Regions from separate parts of the Homo sapiens genome. Here region 2 is linked to region 1. Evidence: chromatin contacts called from ENCODE Hi-C data. All regions are on one chromosome and are shown on one strand. Each heading gives the region's core, a stretch centred on a gene start or an enhancer-like site at or near the end of the contact. The rest is flanking DNA. Distances are from core to core; before and after follow the strand shown. Region 1 holds the start of CHLSN-AS1 (CHLSN antisense RNA 1). Region 2 holds the start of MICALL2 (MICAL like 2).

Region 1 (7,431 bases), core at 3,219-5,718:
GTGGCTGCCGGGCGGAGAGGCTCCTCACTTCTCAGACGGGGCAGCTGCCGGGCGGAGGGGCTCCTCACTTCTCAGACGGGGTGGTTGCCAGGCAGAGGGTCTCCTCACTTCTCAGACGGGGCGGCCGGGCAGAGACGCTCCTCACCTCCCAGACGGGGTCTCGCCGGGCAGAGGCGCTCCTCACATCCCAGATGGGGCGGCGGGGCAGAGGCGCTCCCCACATCTCAGACGATGGGCAGCCGGGCAGAGACGCTCCTCACTTCCTAGATGTGATGGCGGCTGGGAAGAGGCGCTCCTCACTTCCTAGATGGGATGGCGGCCGGGTGGAGACGCTCCTCACTTTCCAGACTGGGCAGCCAGGCAGAGGGGCTCCTCACATCCCAGACGATGGGCGGCCAGGCAGAGACACTCCTCACTTCCCAGACGGGGTGGCGGCCGGGCAGAGGCTGCAATCTCGGCACTTTGGGAGGCCAAGGCAGGCGGCTGGGAGGTGTAGGTTGTAGTGAGCCGAGATCACGCCACTGCACTCCAGCCTGGGCACCATTGAGCACTGAGTGAACGAGACTCCGTCTGCAATCCCGGCACCTCGGGAGGCCAAGGTTGGCGGATCACTCGCGGTTAGGGGCTGGAGACCGGCCCGGCCAACACAGCGAAACCCGGTCTCCACCAAAACCAGTCAGGCGTGGCGGCGCGTGCCTGCAATCGCAGGCACTCGGCAGGCTGAGGCAGGAGAATCAGGCAGGGAGGTTGCAGTGAGCCGAGATGGCAGCAGTACAGTCCAGCTTCGGCTCCGCATGAGAGGGAGACCGTGGGGAGAGGGGAGAGGGGAGAGGGGAGAGGGGAGAGGGAGAGCTATTTATTGTTTTTTGAGACGGAGTTTCGCTCTGTCGCCCAGGCTGGAGTGCAGTGGCGCAATCTTGGCTCACCGCAACCTCTGCCTCCCAGGTTCAAGCGATTCTCCTGCCTCAGCCTTCTTCGTAGCTGGGATTACAGGCATGTGCCACCACGCCCAGCTAATTTTGTATTTTTAGTACAGACGGGGTTTCTCCATGTGGTAAAGCTGGTCTCGAACTCCAGACCTCAGGTGATCCGCCCGCCTCGGCCTCCCAAAGTGCTGGGATTACAGGCATGAGCCACCGCGCCCGGCCTAAACGTGAGACTTTTAATGACGGTCTTGCAAGATCGGGTGTCTGGTGGGCAGGCACACCCAGCACGGTCACAACAAGCCATTTATCCCCCAGTACGCAGGCCCCTCCCCCGGTTCCTCACAGGCTGAGTACTCTGGGGTCACAGTCTTCCCGGACATCACCTATTGGTTGTCGGGCAGGGGCTGTAGGTGTTTTTTTAGGGTTGTCCTGCTGCATTTTGTTGCAGCCCACAATGCGTTGCAATCCTAGTCAGCTCAGGGGCTTTTCAGGTATTTGACTTATGACCTAAGTAGCTGGGCAGACTGATAAGAACAGACAAAACAAGCTATGTTGCAGACGAGTAAAACTTTCGTCATAGACTAAAAGTTTTTGGGTCAGGTGAAGGCAACTAAGCGTTGGGGGGAAGACTGGGGATGGGGAGGCCGACAAGCAGGCATCGGCAACCCAGGCAGGGGCCTGGTCTTCTGTAGCTTGCTGACCTAAGCAAGCAAGACACTGTGTCTTGGAAGTGGACCACTGTGTACATTATTTCCTTCACTGAGAACTGATTTTGCAAAGCCGAGTTTGTGTGACTGTGGAGGGCGAGTGTCCACACCAGGCAGCGTCCAACTCAGCGCTGTTTCTCAGACTGATGTCCCGGGGACAGTCACAGACCCCCGGGGCTGTCCTGCTCCCTGCCGGGTGGCAGTGACCATGGGGATGTGCATGAGGGCTCTAGGTCTGAGGGGTGGTTTGTCCAAGGTCATGGTCAGAGCCAGGACTGACACCTGGGTTCCAGCCTCCGTGCCAGGGGTGTGGCGTGAGCACCACGAGGGGAAACTGGGGACATGTGACACACTGCAGCGCTGAGGGGCCCTGTTCTGAGGAGCCAGTGGAGACCTGAGGACAAAGCATCCGTGTCTCAAGGCTTTGCCCTCTGCTAAGGTGGGCACTGCAGGGACCCCTGAGCTCCACAGAGAAGCGGACCTTACTGGGAGAGGAGCCTGGTGCGCAGGACCGTTGCTGGGGCCGCAGCGTGTGCTGCAGCGTCCAAACGCAGCTCTGGGTTTGTGACTGAGCATGGCGGTGATTCTGCCAGAGGCGGGAAGCCTCCCTGGTGTGCACTCCAGCCTGTGTGAAAACTGTGCCCCAAACCCTCACCTCTGGGGTGCACTCCAGCCTGTGTGAAGACTGTGCCCCAAACCCTCACCTCTGGGGTGCACTCCAGCCTGTGTGAAGACTGTGCCCCAAACCCTCACCTCTGGGGTGCACTCCAGCCTGTGTGAAGACTGTGCCCCAAACCCTCACCTCTGGGATGCACTCCAGCCTGTGTGAAGACTGTGCCCCAAACCCTCACCTCTGGGTGTATTCCAGCCTCCAACAGACTGTGCCCCAAACCCGCACCTCTGGATGTACTCCAGCCTCCACCAACAGACTGTGCCCCAAACCCTCACCTCTGGGGTGCACTCCAGCCTGTGTGAAGACTGTGCCCCAAACCCTCACCTCTGGGGTGCACTGCAGCCTGTGTGAAGACTGTGCCCCAAACCCTCACCTCTGGGTGTATTCCAGCCTCCAACAGACTGTGCCCCAAACCCGCACCTCTGGATGTACTCCAGCCTCCACCAACAGACTGTGCCCCAAACCCTCACCTCTGGGGTGCACTCCAGCCTGTGTGAAGACTGTGCCCCAAACCCTCACCTCTGGGGTGCACTGCAGCCTGTGTGAAAACTGTGCCCCAAACCCTCACCTCTGGGTGTATTCCAGCCTCCAACAGACTGTGCCCCAAACCCGCACCTCTGGGTGTACTCCAGCCTCCACCAACAGACTGTGCCCCAAACCCTCACTTCTGGGGTGCACTCCAGCCTGTGTGAAGATTGTGCCCCAAACCCTCACCTCTGGGTGCACTCCAGCCTCCACCAACAGACTGTGCCCCAAACCCACACCTCTGGGGTGTACTCCTGCCTCCGCCAACAGACTGTGCCCCAAACCCTCACCTCTGGGATGTACTCCAGCTTCTGCCAATAGACTGCCCCAAATCCTCACCTCTGGGGTGTACTCCAGCCTCCGCCAACAGACTGTGCCCCAAACCCTCACCTCTGGGTGCACTCCAGCCTCCGCCAACAGACTGTGCCCCAAACCCTCACCTCTGGGTGCACTCCAGCCTCCGCCAACAGACTGTGCCCCAAACCCTCACCTCTGGGGTGTACTCCTGCCTCCGCCAACAGACTGTGCCCCAAACCCTCACCTCTGGGGTGCACTCCAGCCTTTGTGAAGATTGTGCCCCGAACCCTCTCCTTTGGGGCATGTGGGGCCTTCCCTCGTGCCGGGCTGGAGGCTCAGGCTTAGGGATGGGCATCGGCCTCCCCAGCAGGCCCCTGGCAGACAGCTGGGGACGCAGTACCAAGGGTCTGGGGCTGGTGGTCTGGGAGCCTCTGGGCATCCCGTGGACAGACAGGTAGGAGGGCAGGTAGGTAGAGGGCAGGTAGAACCCCTCGTCCCCCCTTCTCTCCTCCAGCTTTTTCCACGTTGAGGTCTGGTCCTGGACTTCCCAACTTACTGGAAGGAATGGCCCGGGATCCTGGGACAGTTTGTAGGGAAGGGAAAGGCTGTTGAGCAGGGCCCCCCGCCGGGAAACAGGCAGTATCCTCCGCTCCCCTGTCCCTCAGCATGGCCCGGAGCTGGCATCTGTGGGCCACGATGGGCCCCAATTAGCCTGGCCCCAAATCTGCTAGGCGGCGTCCAGGCGGCGTGGGGGTCCCGTAGGAGCCCCGCCGGATGCGCAGACACCTACGGCCGCACCGTTGCTGCGTTTGTCGGTATTTTTCCCATTCCGGTCCCCTTCTGTGGGCCTGGGGAAATTCTGGGGGAGGGTGGGCTTTCTGGGCCGGGACCCCGCAGCGCCATGGAGCTTGTCCAGGAACAGAACCGGCGCATTCTCCTTGTCCTCCAGCCGCCGGCTGCCGGCGAAAGCCGTGGCGGGAACTCACCGAGTCGTGTCGGCCCCATGCCGCCTATTGAGAGGCATCCGTGCCGGCCGCGCAGGGCTCCCTCTGGTCCAGGCGCTCTGGTCCTCGGCGGGGCCCCTGCTCTCCTGGTGGGGCCCTGAAAGTGACGGCACCCCGACGGCCACTGGAGGGAGCTCCAGAACCGAGCCTGCCCTTGAGGCCGGAAACCGCGGCTGGCCCTGGAGCTGCCTTTGGATCGCGGAGTATTAAAAGTGCCCGCACTTGAAATCTTACTGCGTGTCCTGAAGAGAGCCCTGTCCCTTTCCCATGAGATGCTGAGCCGTGATCTGTACTCGGGAAGCACACAGATCTCCTGTCTCCACCCTGGCGTGTTCTGACAGGTGCAGCCGCTGTGTCACCAGCACCCCGGCAAGGGAGACCGCCTCCGTCGCCCCTCCCTGGCCCACGCCCTCCCAGACCCGGCCCTCGTCGCCGCTGTGTCGCTGGTGAGGTGGGTTCCCTGCTCTGGAGCTGCTGAAGAGGCTCCAGTACTTTGCACGTGCTCACATCTAGCTGTGTCCCCGCAGCTGCATGTTTTGTGAGGTTCACCCTGTTGCCGCGCCTGTCCCCGGTGGGTCCATTTCGCTGACGAGTAGCATTCCTTCGATGCGCAGGCCACATCTGTTTATCTGTCCACCTGTTGATGTGCAGTTGGGTTGTTTCCAGTGTTGGGCTCTTATGAGCAAAGCTGCCGTGAACATTTGTATACAGGTGCTTGTGTGGACTTCCGTTCCCATTTTTCTTGGGTAAATGTCTGGAATTGGGACAGCGGGGACAGATGTTAACCATGTTTAATTTTGGAAGTGGCTGCCAAGTGGGGTACGTTTTACCTTCCTCCCACCACCTCAGCTGCACACTTAGTGTATGCCAGTTGGCTGGAGCTGGGCAGGAAGCCAGCCTGTCCAGCCTTGGGTCTGGAGAGGGGCCCCAAGGGGTGCCGTGGCCCCTAGAACAGGATGGGGCCATGTTTCCTCCTGCCCAGGGCCTCATCGTTTCTCAGACTGGTGCTGGGAAGAATCTTCGTGCCCCAAGGGGCTCTGCAGAAAGCGTCCTGTGATGATTAGGGTTGGACAGCGGGGAACGCTGTCTTTTCTCTTTAGAAGCCTTAGTGTGTGTGGCACAGCTCAGATGTCCTGCAGAAAAGAATCGGATGCTGCTCGCTTGACCCGGCGTTTCCCACCCTCCCTCCTGGGGCCTTCTGTGCGCCCTGAGTGTGGGGTGGGCTGGGGCTTCTGGAGCCCTGGAGCCTGGCAGCAGGGGCTGCTCACTGCTGTGGGACCCTCTGGGCTTCAGTCTCCCTCGTGTCCATGGGGCGTCCCCCAGGGTCCCTGCTGGCCCCACATCCGACAGTCTGGGGCCAGGTGACTCGGCCGAGGGAGGAGTCCCTGCACCACGCTAGTTTGGGTGGATGCAGGGCTGGCTCTGGAGACTCAGCCTTTGTCTGCCGGTGCCTTTCAGGGTGACACTTGAGCTTTGAGCTTCGGTTCTCCTGTGTGAGGTCAGCTCGGGATTCCCTCCCTTCCTCTCAGGAGTCAGGGTGTTGCGTTTAGGCGCTGTGGGAAGCTCAGGGTCAGGGTCTGGAACCTGTCAGTGCCCCTGCTCCCCACCGCTGTTCCTTCTGCCCTCACCTTCCATGTCTCCTGCTGGGGGCAGCCTCCCTGCACAGCGTCTCCTCAGAGTCCCTGGAGCAAGGTAAGCCTTGTCTCCCTACAGAGCCACCATCTGCTTCCAAGAGTGGAGCCATCGTGCGTCTTTCCGGGGCCTGTTCTGTGGCTGCTAAGGGCCTGGTCTCCCCATCTTCACGTCACAGCCCATCAGGACCCGGCGCTGTGTCGGGTCTCCTACCCTGCAGCCGACGCGTGTGAAGCCTCTTCCGGTCACGGTGTTCCCGGGGAGGAGACAGACGTGTGTGTTTGTGTGTGTGCATGCGTGCTTGCATATGTGTGCATGCTTGCACGCATGTATGTGTGTGTGTATGCTGCCTGAGGCACACACATCTGTCTAAAGTTCGAGATGTTGAAGTGACTCCCTCCCCTCAGAGGCTGCCAGTTTTGAGTGTGGCTAGTCCCCCTGCCCCCCACCTCTGCAGAGGGAAGAACAGGCTGTTTCTGAGGGGTCTTCCATCTTCCAGGTGGGGACTTGCGGAGCTCTGACTTCTCTGTGGTGTGGTAGAGCTCGCCCTTCTGTGGAAAGAGAACAGCACAGGTACAGGGGTACAGTTAGATTAAGGAGCCGTGGCAAGGGCCCACATTCAGATCAAACCAGGAAGGACCTTACATCACTTAGAAACGTGGGCAGAATCCCTAAAGAGGCGCTTCTTTGGAGAGGCCAAGACGTCATTAAGATGGGAAATGCCTTAATCCTCCCCTGGCTTGGCACAAAATACCAGAGACACATGGCACCAAGGGCAGGTGAGGACGTGAGACCACACTTGGTGAGCGTGCGCGGCTGAGGCTGTGTCTGCCCGAGGAGTGCCCCACGCAGGGGCCCATGGTGGGCGCTGGGAGACACGGCAGAACAGCGCCGCTTCGTGCACGAACGCCTGAAGTTGGAAACAGTCCCCATGTTTGTCAGCAGCAGAGTGGACCAGTGAATTGTAGTGCCTGGAACCCGTAGGACACGGGACACGGGAAAATGACGCACACCCCAGGAGCAGCACAGGGAGCCCGTTTCTCAGGAGCACCCGATCAGTCACAGAGTGAGGAAGAGAGCCAAGGCAGTGAGCAGAGGGAAAGCCAGGGGCTTGCTTATGTTGCCAGACCGGCTGCCAGCCCCTGCCCAGTCCTTGTCCCAGCCTCAGGACACCTCCCATCTGTACCCAAAGATTTGCTGTTTGGGGACAGCGTCGCGTGGAAGCCCCAGATGTGGCCGGGGTCAGCTGGCAGTGTCAGAGCTGTGTTCATCTTGTGGTCCCCCAGCGAGTCAAGGTGGCTGAGCAGGATGGGGCGTGGGTCTGTGAGCGATGCCAGAAGACACAGGATGGAGGAGCCCAGAGAGAACGGAGGGGGCAGGTCAGATGCACTCACACGCTCAGGCTTGGCAAAGCCAGGCAGGCCCAGAGCGATTCTGTAAGGGTTAGGGTTCAGATGAGGGTGTTGAGGGTTAGGGTTAGGGTGGTTAGGGGGTTAGGAATAGGGTGTTTAGGTGAGGTTTAAGTTGGTTAGAGTTAGGGGTTAGGGGTAGGAGTAGGGGTACATGTGAAATGGGCATGTTCACGTTATGCTTCCTGCCTAGATTCTCTGCTCTTCCTTCACTTCCCAACCTGACGGAGTGCGGACCGTGCGCACCGCCATACAGCT
Region 2 (6,811 bases), core at 2,009-4,508, 390 kb before region 1:
ACCTCCCGGATTCAAGCGATTCTCCTGCCTCAGCCTTGCAGGTAGCTGGGACTACAGGCATGTGCCACCATGCCCGGCTAATTTGGTATTTTTAGTAGAGACGGGGTTTCACCATGTTGGCCAGGCCGGTCTCAAACTCCTGACCTTGGGTGATCGTCTCAACTCAGCCTCCCAAAATGCTGGAATTACAGGCATGAGCCACCACCCCTGGCCCAGAGCCACTTTTAAAGGGTGGCTGTAAGTATCAAATGACAATGTAGGCATGGAAATTGGTGGGAGAAGTTGGAGTAGGGGCCTAGCCGGGCCCTGCTGCCTGCACCCCTTCCTCCCGCAGCCCCTGCACCTCCTCCCAGTCCCCTGCACCAGCGACACCAGCCTATCTTCGAGTCTTCCTTCCTGCCGCAGGGCCTTTACAACTCCTGTTCCCTTTGCCCTTTCCCCTTCCTCTCCAACAAAGTGATTCCTACTTAGCTTAGCCTCCAGGTCTCAGTTCTCGTGGTCCTTCCTAGGGAGGTTCTTGCTCTATCTTCTGTCTCCCTCTCTTCTCCTCTTTCTTTCTCCCCTCTCTTTCTCTCTCTGTCTCTTTCTCCCCTTTTTCTCTCTCTCTGTTAGTCCCAGGCTGAGGTCATCATCATTTCTAAAGGGCCTGAAGTCTGGGCCCCCATCTGAGTCCCCATCCTGGGGCCTGTTGAGCTCACACCGCTCTTACCTGTTCCCCACCCCTGGGTACATCATGCTGCATTTATTGCGTGCCTGGGTGGGTACATCATGCTGCATTTACTGCGTGCCTGGCCGTGGGGTAGCCCTTGGTGGAAGGGGACCATGATGTCACTTTGCAGATGAGGAAACTGAGCCCGAGAGAAGGCAGTTTCCCAGTGAGGCCAGAAGGCAGCGGGTTCCCCGGGTGGAGGCTCTGTGTTGGACGGGGGAGGCGTGTGCAGAGTCCACATGGCAGCCCTGGGGAGCACAGATGGGGACCCTGGGAGCCTTCGGTGGCTCCAAGGGGCTTCAGGGTGGGGGTCTTGGAGGATGAGGAGGAGGGGCGGGTGCTGGGGGCCGGTGCGGGCGCAAAGCTCTGGGGTCAGCGTGGCAGGGTGCGGCCGGGGAGATGCAGCGTGATAAGCCTGCGGAAAGTCTGATAAGCAACCTGGACTTTATTCGAAGGACAGCCTGGGAGGCTCCCGGCAGGGGAAGGGCTTGGTCAGGCCTTCTAGAAAGATCCCTCGGGCTGCTGGGGAGGGTGGACTGTGGTGGCTGGAGGGGCAGGAGGCAGCCCTGTGGGCAGAGGCGGGGGGACAGGTCGTCTGGATGGGAGGGTGGCAGCCGTGGGCAGTGGGGAGAAAGGACCATTTGTTTGGGGGTGTCCTGGCTCCTGGCTTCGGGGACCCTGGAGGGACATGGTGTGTGAGGTGCTGGTGGGCAAACGTCACAAATGCTGCCTCCCAGCTCACTGGTGCCAGAGGGGGGCCGCGCAGGATGGGCCACGGGGTGACCAGTGAGATGGCTTTTTAAGTGTGCAGTGGTAAAAGTTCACGATAAAAGTGAAACCCAGGCCACCTCCCACACCACTCCTTTTAAGGGAGCTGGGCCCTAACGCCTGTCCACCCCTGTGTCCCCCATCCCCCACTAATTCCCCCCGCCCACTGCCCCGCTGCTTCTGCTTCTTGATCTCTCCCTTCTTTTCCAGCTCTTCCGGTTCTCCTAACCGTTGCCCTGGGAGTCAAGAAAACCCGGTGCCAGGACCGGCTCCGGCTGTGCTGGCACGATATCCCCTGACATCCGCAGGTCAGGGACTGTGGCGGAGCAGCGGTTAGGGCCAGCCACATTCCCAGGCCACAAGGGCTCCCTGCCTAGCAGCTGCTTGCATGCCCCTGGTGACGGGGAGCTCACCACCTACACACAGGCCTCACTGACACTTAGGCAGCTGGCCATGAACACTACGGTGTCTCACCAGGGACCAGCCTCAGAAAAGATCTGGAACAGCACCATTGGCTGGGGTTGGAAGACCTCAGTTTCTCCTCCTCCCAAGGGGCACAGAGAAGCTGCCCTGACTCCCTGCCAGGGGCTACTGCGGGAAAACACCTTCCTTCCTGCAGGCCCTGCCCAGACAAGCCCTGGCCCCACAGCCAGGAGGGTAGGCCCCCCTCACATGGCTGGTGTCAGTGATTCCGCCCTCGTCCAGCCCCCGTGGCCACAGACAAGGTTCCCCAAGGATAACGGGGCCAGGGGCCAGTCTGGGATAATTTAGGGCCCCAGCAGAGGGACTTTCCTTATTTCTTCTGTCACAGCTCAAAGTGGAAAATTGGAACTACCCTGCAAGTCAGCCTGAGGAATCTCCTGCCCCAGGAACAGATCCTGCCCACAGGCCCCCAGAAGAAAAGCACAGGCCAGCTGTGCAACTCCGGCTCCACGGCCCCCTTCCTGGCCTCAGTTTCTCCTCTGGCAATGCCCAGGCCTCACCTCTGCCTTGCCTGGAACCCCCGCTGGCATGTAGCGGCCTGGAAAGAGAAACCAGATGCGGACGTCCTTTGAAACCCTGAAACACAAGGCGCCTCCTGCTCCCCGGGAGGCCGGGCTGCCGAGGGCTGAGGCCCTAGACAGGGCAGGGTGTTCGAGCCTCAGTGTCCCCGTTTGTCAACGGCCTTTCCTGCCTCTTCTCCATGGCGGTGGGGTGAGATGGTGGTGGGAGGTGGGGCGGCGAAAAAGAAAATTCCAGGTCTCCGCAGGGGTCCAGAATGGCAGGACCCCCAAGCAGACCGCGCCCCTTCACCGGTTGGGGGTCTCGGCCCTCAGCGGCGGGGCGGGGCCTGGGGAGGGGCCAGGCGGCGTGGGGCGGGGCCTGTCGGGCGGGACCTGACAGCGTGGGGGCGGGACTTACCAGGAGGCGGGACGTGCCTAGGGCGCGAGCCCGTACTGGGGCCGGGCGGCGTGGGGCGGGGCCTCTCGGGAGGCAAAACCTGGAGGCTGGGGGCGGGGCCTGTCCGGAGTCGGGGCCTGCCTGGAGCGGGAGCCTGTGCCGGGGCCAGGAGGCGTGGGAACGGGGCCTATCAGGAGGCAGGACCCGGCGGCTGGGGGCGGGGCCTGTCGGGAGGTGGGGCCTGCCTGGGCGGGAGCCTATGCCGGGGCTGGGAGGTGTGAGGACGGGGCCTATCCGGAGGCAGGACTTGGCGGCTGGGGGCGGGGCCTACAAGGAGGCGGGGCCGGCGGGGGCGGGGCCGGGCTCGGCTTCTCTTAGGGACCCGGCACTCGTCGCCCTCAGTCCGGCTCAGCTGGGGCTGGGCGCCGTGGGTCTGGCGGTTCCGTAGCGGTCCCAGCGTCTGTCCCGCCGGCCGGGCGGTCGCGGCACAGCCGCGGGAAGGTGTCGGAGGGCGGTTCCGCCGCGCGGCGGGCGCGCCGCCCACATGGCGGCCATCAGGGCGCTGCAACAGTGGTGCCGGCAGCAGTGCGAGGGCTACCGCGACGTGAATATCTGCAACATGACCACGTCGTTCCGCGACGGCCTGGCTTTCTGCGCCATCCTGCACCGCCACCGGCCCGACCTCATGTAAGTCCTGCCTGGCGCCCTTTGATTCTTCTGCTGTTCGGCTGCGCGCTGACACGGGCGGGGAAACTGAGGCCCGGGCGGCTGGGGGATGGGGAGCCGAGGCGTGGGACTGGGCAGGCACAGCCCACCGTGCAGCCCCCCGAGGCTGTCCTCAGTGGCCTCAGTGTGCCCGGACACCGAATGCAGCTGGGCCAGAGCCATGGCATCCCCCGCCCGCCGGCTGAGTCAGACGTGACTCAGGGCGGCTCCTGGGCCCTGGCTTCAGTCCAGTCCCCCTCTGTGTCCCTGGGAAAGGCCAGCAGAGCTGCCTCTTTGGGCCCTCCGAGGCTCTCACTGCCCAGGGGCCTGGCCACCAGATGGGGTCCCTGGATAGCCCTCGTATGGGCACTGACCCTCCCCCAGCCTGTTCAGGCCCCTGGGGGGATGTGGCCAGGGCCACTGTGGGGGAGCGGCCAGTGCAGGGCAGGAAGCCCCCAGACCCCAGGTGCTGCTGCCAGCCGGGCCTCTGAGGCCCCGGGTGATAGGGCCCGAGATGGAGAACAGCCCCCATCTCTGGGAGCAGCAGGAGGTGGCAGGGGTTGAGGACTAGGCTGTCTCTCCCCAGGAGGGTCTTGGCGTGTGTAGCTGGGCAGCTGGCCCTGCCCGTTGCTGAATCTTGGCCCGAGCCTGGACCTGCTCCATTGTTTATTCACTCAGCAAACGCTCTTTGGCTAAATGACTGGGACCAGGCTTGCTGGGACAGAGATCTGTGTGTCGGGGCTGGGGGCCAGACGCTCAGGAAGGGGGGCCCTCAACGGCCACCTGCAGCCCAGGCACCTTCTGGGCAAAGCGTTCTCCTGAGTGTGTTTTTGGTGGGAAGGTCTCGGGGTTGGGAGGAGCCACAGGCAGCACCTGGGGCCTCTGTCAGGCCGCAGCTGTGCAGACCAGAGAACCGAGGCTAAGAGGAGGGGTCCTTGCTCAGGTCACACAGCCCCAGCCCGTTGCGCAGATCCGGGGCTCCTCCCCTGTGCCCCTGGACACTGTCCTGCCAGTCCCACTCTCTGCAGGAAGCTGGGGTCTTGAGCAACAGCCTCGGCCCCTGCTCTGAGGTTGTGACATGCATTCGTGGAGCCACCAGGGGCTTCCATTTGGCGTTTGGGCAGCAGCCGCTCTCCCTCGCCAGGAACGTGCCTCTGTTGCCCTTGCAGGCAGAAGATGCTGGGCACAAGGTGCGTGCTTCCACATGGAAAGCCTGACGCTGAGCTTTGAAGGAGAGGGCCAGGGACCTGGAGACTGGGAGAAGGACCCGGAATGGGGAGGAAGGCAGGCGAGACCCCACCCCCGGGGCTGCAGGGTCCTGGATGAGGCTGGCTGGTGGCTGAGCCCAGGCATCCAAGCTGGGGCCAGCCCGAAAAGCCTCTGGGGTGGGGAGAGGCGTTGCCACCGGCTGCTGGCCACCAGCTTCATGGATCACTGGTGTCGCCGGAGATTTGGGGCCCTCTGGTCCTGGGGAGCTTCTCTGTACTCCCTGCCGGCTCAGACGTGCCTGTGGGCAGTGCCCAGGGTGAGCACAGGTGCATGTGCATGCACTGGCACGGTGGTCGCTGTGTATCTCCTCAGTGCACTGACAGTTATTGAGTACCTGCTGTGTACCCAGCACTGAGTCCTGTGCCAGTTCCCCTCAGCCTCCAGATGCAGGGAGCAATGTTCCGGTCACAGAGACAGACAGGGAACAGGTAAATGAATAAAAGCCCAGGGTGGCTCCAGAGAGTGCAGAGGCCAGAACAGGAAGGAGGCGGGAGAGAGAGGAGGCCCTCTGCCCCCAGCTCCGGTGGGTGTGGAGTTACCCAAGCTGTGGCTGACTTGGTTCTGTCCCCACTGGACTGTCAGCTCCAGAGGGTGGGGGCTCTGTTTTGTTCACTGCTGCACCCCTGGTGCCTGGAACTGGGCTCGGTAGATACCAGCACATGGTTGGAGTTCTGCAGATAAGGGCCTTTCAGTTGGGGTTCAGTAGATATGGTAGGAGCTTAGTAGGTGCCCACGTGCAGAAGGACAGAGGAGAAGGCCATGTGCCCTTGGAGGCAGAGATCAGAGAGGTGCAGCCACAAGCCAAGGGTGTCCTGGGCTGGAAGAGGCAGGAAGGACCCTCCCCGAGAACCTCCTTAGGCAGCAAGGCCCAGCCCACACCTTGATGTCGGAGTCCGGCCTCCAGAGCCGTGAGAAAACAAATTCCTGGTGTTTTAAGCCCCAGAGTTTGTGGCAATTTGTTACGGCAGTAGGAAGAAGCTAGTACAGGCTTCCATGGGTGTTGGGGCGTGGGGGCCTCTGTAGACCCTGGCTGATGGAAAACCCGGAGTGTCATGGGGGTCGGGTGTGCACCAGGGTGTGGGGACATGCGCTTGTATGGGTGCCTGGGCCCTTTGCTTTTATTCCAGAGTTGGAGTCTCGCTCTGTCGCCCAGGCTGGAGTGCAGTGGCACCGTCTTAGCTCACTGCATTCTTGAACACCTGGACTCAAGCAATCCTCCCACCTCAACCTCCCGAGTAGCTGGGACCATGCCTGGCTAATTTTCTTATTTTTAATTTAATTTTATCTATTTATTTATTTATTTATTTATTTGAGACAGAGTCTAGCTCTGTCGCCCAGGCTGGAGTGCAGTGGTGCGATCTCAGCTCACTGCAACCTCCGCCTCCCAGGTTCAAGTGATCCTCCTGCCTCAGCCTCCCAAGTAGCTGGGGTTAAAGGGGTGCACCCCCACACCCAGCCGATTTTCATATTTTTTCTAGAGACGGGGTTTTGCCATGTTGGCCAGGCTGGTGTGTAACTCCTGACCTCAAGTGATCCATCTGCCCTCTTCAGCCTCCCAAAGTTCTGGGGTTATGGGCGCGAGCCACTGCGTCTGGCCTGTGTCTGGCTACTTTCACTCAGCATATTGTTTCTTTTTTAAATTGAGATGGGTTCTGGCTATATTGCCCAGGCTGGTCTTGAACTCCTGGCCTCAAGTAATCCTCCTGCCTCAGCCTCCCGAAGCGCTGGGATTACAGATGTGAGCCGCCGCGCCTGGCCCCTGGCTCTTTGGACGTGCCTGCCTCTGTGCCTTCATCACCCCCATCCCGTGCCCTCAGCCTCTGCTCCCTGCCGTACCTCTGGATGAGGTGGTGGCTGGGGTGGAGGTCTCCTCATGCAGCCCTTGGCTGTCCCTCCTGTCCCCAGTAGTCTTCAGGAAGGGAGGAAACGCGTGTGAGGGACAGGCACAGACCGGTTGTCCTCTCAGGGCAGCTCTGAGGT

The links. Hi-C counts contacts between places; a loop is a spot of excess contacts on that map. Pooled maps may share reads with other maps.
Region 2: a pooled map shows a loop between it and region 1 (4-fold over the local background). The contact joins the promoter of MICALL2 here to the promoter of CHLSN-AS1 in region 1. A Hi-C loop is called at or near these places in 1 of 168 maps with a recorded cell type or tissue (Right ventricle myocardium inferior), 1 of 37 single-sample maps with no recorded cell type and 3 of 50 pooled maps.

The regions. Positions count from the first base shown.
Region 1 is chr7:1,062,768-1,070,198 of GRCh38, reverse strand. It overlaps CHLSN-AS1 (CHLSN antisense RNA 1), which reads right to left and starts at 4,468. Exons shown (of 3, transcript NR_187853.1): 1 at 4,115-4,468. All of the region lies in intron 2 of CHLSN (cholesin), which reads left to right. RefSeq lists enhancers at 1-400, 4,326-4,495 and a silencer at 5,552-5,846.
Region 2 is chr7:1,455,917-1,462,727 of GRCh38, reverse strand. MICALL2 (MICAL like 2) reads left to right here and starts at 3,258. Exons shown (of 17, transcript NM_182924.4): 1 at 3,258-3,544. The coding sequence starts at 3,402. It overlaps MICALL2-DT (MICALL2 divergent transcript), which reads right to left and starts at 2,809. Exons shown (of 2, transcript XR_001745046.2): 1 at 2,461-2,809. RefSeq lists enhancers at 1,501-1,795, 1,332-1,883, 1,884-2,435, 3,859-4,581, 4,582-5,304 and a silencer at 2,766-3,485.